2 separate regions of the Homo sapiens genome follow, and region 1 is linked to region 2. Evidence: read pairs that join two places in POLR2A ChIA-PET (ENCODE). Cell type or tissue: MCF 10A. All regions are shown on one strand. Each heading gives the region's core, and the rest is flanking DNA. Links, peaks and the distances in the headings are about the cores only.

Evidence for each region. Peaks named below come from ENCODE experiments on the same cell type or tissue, not always from the same donor. Only the 100,000 strongest peaks of a DNase experiment are listed, where the experiment ranks them.
Region 1: POLR2A ChIA-PET joins it to region 2 with 5 read pairs; 2 of 35 experiments call an interaction of 5 or more read pairs at or near these places.

What each region holds. Positions count from the first base shown.
Region 1 is chr1:238,581,648-238,584,576 of GRCh38, reverse strand. The region is part of intron 1 of LOC124904565 (a long non-coding RNA gene); the gene reads right to left. Among named protein-coding and RNA genes, the nearest start is that of LINC01139, 97 kb to the right of the region's middle. In MCF 10A, for the core only: no CTCF peak of the experiment used is centred there; a DNase peak (open chromatin) is centred at 1,546.
Region 2 is chr1:238,693,490-238,696,418 of GRCh38, reverse strand. No RefSeq gene overlaps it. Among named protein-coding and RNA genes, the nearest start is that of LINC01139, 210 kb to the right of the region's middle. In MCF 10A, for the core only: no CTCF peak of the experiment used is centred there; no DNase peak of the experiment used is centred there.

The sequences.
Region 1 (2,929 bases), core at 310-2,809, 110 kb after region 2:
ATACTAAAAGAAGGTCACTGACATTTCACCACCTGTTCATTTGCTTTACAAATTTGAAACGAAATGGGCCATTTTTAATTAAAGGATTACCTTGATTCTAGAATCAACACTTCTCTCATTACTTCAGAAACTGTCTTGGACATCAGTGTTTGTGTGCATGCATGCACGTAGAACACATCTATTGCCTTTTTTTTTCCTGTGAAATTTAATTAACTAAATTTAAATTACTTTAGTATCAAGTTAGTCTTTGGGAAAATTATAGTTTGGGATCTGCAATCACTCTGTTTCTTCCCTTGACAAATGAGCCTGATACCCTTATGCTTGATTCTCTTTCTTCTAAGTACGAAGATAATTTCTTGTTTGACAGTAGGCAGGCTTGTGTGAATGCCCAAATATTCATTAGGCAGGTCATCTAATTTCTTGTGTTTAGATCCCCTTGTCCTTTTCTTTAGTCTCTGTCATCACCTCCTGGGATCTTATCTCCTACCCACTCCCTAATGTTCCAGTAGAAGCAGCCATACTGTGAATAAAACCCTATTACCTGGGCAGAAGTGATGGGGCTAGGGAGGGGCACTTAAATAAAACATCTACCAAAATTCAAGGTTTGTTTATGAAATACTAGGCTTTATGTGTCTGCTCTCTTCAACCCTGTTGTAAACATTAGAGCTGTATGTTGAAGCTCCTTTATACCATTTGGACTGAGAGACATAGGAAACAAGCATCGTACCATTAAACAAATTCTCTCCAGAGTTAGAGTTGGAGCTAAGGAGAATGAAGAAATGAAGGGACAGGAAAGAACTGACTTAAACAGCACCAAAGCAATCCAGCATTGATTTCCTTTGGCAGTAGCATATGTTTGAAATTGACCCGTTTTGTTGAGGGATCTTCTATGAATTCTTCAGTGGCCCCATTGACATGATGCCCATGATGGAGGCAGTGCTTCTGTGTGACTGGTTTCTAATGCACCTCTGCTTTCTGCATCCAAAGGTATACCTCCATCATGTATTGCTCAGGTAACTTCTCCACTGACAAGGGCTTTGAATGAAAATTACTTTCAAAGCTGCCCAGTGATGACATTACTGCCATGGCTTGTATATTTGTTCTTAGAGAACTCTTGAATATTTGACTACATGTATTGGTAGAATTGCAGGCTTTTAATATAAACAGCTTCTGGTACTAGCAATTCCTTTCTAATTTGTTTTCATAGAGGATTCTTACAACAGTTCATTTGTCCCCCAAATCCAGAGGGCACATATTATATTCCCTGAAAGGTTTCTTTGAACCCTTTCTCACTAGTGTTGGGCTAGAAGACAAGCAACTCTCTAAACAGTCCTCTAATCTTCCACCACCATTTTTAGATATCTGCAACATTCTTCTGCAACAAGCTGTAGATATGTTATAGGCTTCAGGTAAGTGGCTAACTCAGAGAAACAAAACTAATCCTTAGTGACTGCTATATTCATTTCCTATGGTTCCTTTCCCAAATTACCTTCTAGAGGTTTCCCGTATTCCTTGACTCATAGTCCCCTTCCATTGGCAAAGCTGGCAATGGCCGGTTGAGTCTTTTACACATTGCATTACTTTAACACTGACTCACCTGCCTTTTGCTGCCACTTTTAAGGATCCTTGTGGTTGCATTGTGTCCACATGGATAATCCAGGGTAATATACCTATCTTAAAGTTAGCAGATAAGAAATATTAATTCCATCTGCAATCGTAATTCCTCTTGCTATGTAACATAATGTATTTGCAGGTTCTAGGTATTAGGATGTGAATACCTTTGGGGTGTGCCGTTATTCTGTCCACCACACCTTTCTTAGCAAATTCATTCAAACTTATTCTGGAATATGAAACCTGTTAGAAACTATTATCTCAGCGCTTAGGCTAAAACTGAGGCTAGAATAATCTCATTTTACGTCTTATTAAGGTACTTACATACACAATCACATAGAATTTATGAGTACTAAAATATAGTTCTGGTATTAACTCTATTTCGTCCTCACAAAGGAGTTGGTGGAATAATCAACTATTGGGGGCAGGTCCTTTCTGCCACATCTTCTTTGACCTTTTAACAGTTTTGTTTCATCTTCCAATCCCTCTTTGATATGGTTCACCAGGGTGTGTTTCACCATGATTTATGCTGAAATTAACTGCAGATTAGCCTCAGTGTCTCTGTTTCCGTGCTAAAATTTAAAATTATTCATTAACTGATTTCTTCTACTTTACTAATTCTTTTTTCCTTTAGAAATGTAAAGTGCCATGCTGAAACATAACAGAAAACATGTCTCCTCCATGTTCATTCCACAATAAAATTGCTGCTAATGCCTGGCACAGCTTTCTCTCCATGCCTCTATATTTGAATTCGGGAGAATACACAGCAGAGACTCATGCGCCACCTTGGCTTTGGGACCAAAAAGGCACACATGGTTACTTAAGCCATTTTTATGATGTTATTTGTTTATTTGTCTTCTAACCAAGTAACATCTGTTTAGAAGCGTTCCATGTAAAAATACTGGTCTAACCCTCAATTGAAGTTAACCTTTTCCAGTTTGCAGTTCTTCATTGCCCTGTTGGATTTTGTGGAATAAACTAGAGAGGTGATATTCTAATGCTGATCAGCTGCCACAACTTGGATATTGATGGGTCACAAAGTTAAAGATGACTTATAAACATCTGGTACCCCCACACCCACCTGTACCAGCTCAACATTAGCCCCTATGACCTGCATTTTTGGCCACCTTTACTAAAAAGAAGTGAGCAGGACTGGCAGGGCTCAGTAATAAACTATGCTTAAATAAACTTTGCAAATTATTCAATCTGAGGTTTTTGTTTTTACATTTTTAGAGTCATTCCTACCTTAGAAAAAAGTTGGTTCAATTTAGCATTTATTGTGTAGAGCAGTGGTCAAAGAGCTGTAGGAATTTAAAAA
Region 2 (2,929 bases), core at 146-2,645:
CCCAGTTTATCATTTGCCCTTTATTTCACTTACCACTATGCAAACTCTTAATTCTTAAGATTTATCTATAAATGTTTACCCTATTGTCCTAGATTTTTATTTCATTGTCATAAAAAGTATCCACTACCAGATTATAATGGAATTCGCTCATGTTTACCTTCAGTATTCACATGGTAAAATTTTTATTTACTTGCTAATATTGGTGTGTTTTTTTATTTGTATACATTCATGGAGTACAAGTGTAATTTTGTTATATGCATAGATCACATAGCAGTGAAATCAGGGCTTTTGAGGTATCCATCACTCAAATTACATAATTGAGATTTACCCATCTAATGGATTTTTAAGTGTATAATACAGTTTGTTAACTACAGGTGCAATGTTGTACACCACTCTAGAATTTATTCACCTTGTATAATTGAAATCTTATACCTTTAGATTAACAATTCCTCATTCCCCTTCAAGGCCCTGGGAACCCCCATTCCATTCTCTGCTTCTGTGGGTTTGATTGTTTTAAATAGCTTACATAAGTGGGGTCATACAGTATCTGTCTTACTGTGACTGACTTATTTCACTTAGCATGATATCCTCCAGCTTCATCCATGTTGTTGCATGTTGCAAGATTTCCTTCTTTTCTAAGGCTGAATAATATTGCATTGTAGACATATAGCACATTTTCTTCAGCCATTCATCTGCTGATGAACATTTAGATTTTTTCCAATTTATTGGCTATTGTGACTAGTGCGTGCTTCAGTGGACATGGGGATGCTAATGTCTCTTCAAGATCCTGATTTTTGTATAAATATCCAAAAGTGGGATTGCCAGATCATATGGTATTTCTATCTTTAATGTTAAACAAAATCTCCAGATGGTTGTTTGCAACTGCTGAATTTTGCATTCTCCACAGCAGTGTACAAGGGCCCCAATTTCTCTACATCATCACCAATATTTGTCTTTTCTTTTTCTTTTTGTGTTGTCATTAATAATAGCCATCCTAAGAGATGTGAGGTGATATTTCATTGCGGTTTTGCTTTGCATTTCCCTGAGGGTTAGTGAACATGAGCATCTTTTCTTGTACCTGTTTGCCATTTGTAGGTTTTCTTTGAAGAAATGTCTATTAAACTACTTAGTCCATTTTTAACTGGGTTGTTTTTTGTAGATATTGAGTTATAGGAGTTTCTTATACATTTGGAAATTAACCCCTTCCTAAATATGTGGTTTGCAGACCTGTGCAGATTTTTAGACTGATGTACTGCCATTTGTCTGTCTTGGCTTATGTTGCCTTAGCTTGTCTATGAAAGCTATATTATTTCTATAAAATTATTATCAAGACCAATGTCATGAAGATTTTCCCCCATTTTTTCTAGGAATTTCATAGTTTCAGGCCTTGTATTTAAGTCTTTAGTCTATTTTGTATTGTTTATTGTGTGTAGCAGAAGGTAAGAGTACCTGATTCTTTCGAAGGTGAATATTCAGTTTTTTCCGATACCATTTGTTGAAGAAACTATCCTGCCCCCATTGTGTATTTTTGGCACTCTTGCTGAACATGAGTTGACCCTATATGTGCGCATTTATTTCTAGGCTCTTTATTGTATCCCATTGGTCTATATATCTGTCTGTATCCTGTTTTAATTACTGTAGCTTTGTAATATATTTTTAAATAACAAAGTGTGATACCTCCAGGCATATTTTTCTTTCTCAATATTGTTTTGTCTATTCAGGGTCCTTTTTTTCATCATATGAATTTTAAAATTTTATTTTTTTATTTCTGTAAAAATAACATTGGTATTTTGGTAGGAACTGTATTGAATCTGCAGATTGTTCTGGGTTGTATGAACAGTTAACAATATTAAGTCTTCCAAAACATGAACATGGAGTATTTTTCCATTTGTTTGTGTCTCTTTAATATTTTTCATCAGTATTTTATACTGTTTAGCCTACAGGTCCTTCAAGACCTTCATTCAATTTATTACTAGGCTTTTTATTTTCTTTTGATGCCACTATAAATGTGATTATTTTCTTAATGTCTTTCTCAGCTTTTTCATTATTAGTATTAAAAAATGCAACTGATTTTTATATCTGGATTTTGTATGTGCAACTTTATTAAATTGTCTATTAGTAATAATAATTTTTGTGTGTAGAGTCTTTAGGATAAGATCATGTCATCTCTAAACAAGACAGTTTTATTTTTTCATTTCCAGTTCGAATGCCTTTTATTTCTTTTACTTGCCTAATTGTTCTGGCTAGGACTTCCAGTACTATGTAGAATAGAAGTGACATGAGTTGACATCCTTGTCTTGTTTCTGATCTTAGAGGAAAAGATTTTAGTTTTTCACTACTGAATATGATATTACTTTATCCTTATTTAGTTCTCTGAACTTCTGGGATCTGTGCTTTGGAATCTGTTCTTCATTTGAAAAGTTCTTGGTTGTCATCACTACAAATTTTTTTTTTAATTCCACTGATTTTTATTCCGACTCCATTTTCCTTTTCTTCTCATTCTGACACAGAATTCTATTGTCTGTGTGTGATATCTTTTGAAATCATCTCAGTTATTGGACACTACGGGTTTTTTACCCCCTCTATTTGGATTTTAATTCAGGAAATTTCTGTTGAACTATCTTGCTGTTCACTGATTCTTTCCTTGGACTTTTAGTCTATTGCTGAGCCTGTCAAAGTCATTCTTCAACTTTGTTATTATGTTTTAATTGTTAACATTTCCTTTCAAATCTTTTTTTAGCACTTCTACTTGTTTACATTACTTATCTTTTCTATGCTGTCTGTGTTTGCCATTAGATCTCTGAACACTTTAATTGTATTTATTTCAAATTCCCTGCCTGTTAATTCCAAAATCTGTGTCATGTGTGTGTTTTCTCTGATGTGTGTTTTGTTTCTTCTTCCTTTTTTATTTTTATTTTTGAAAGCTGGA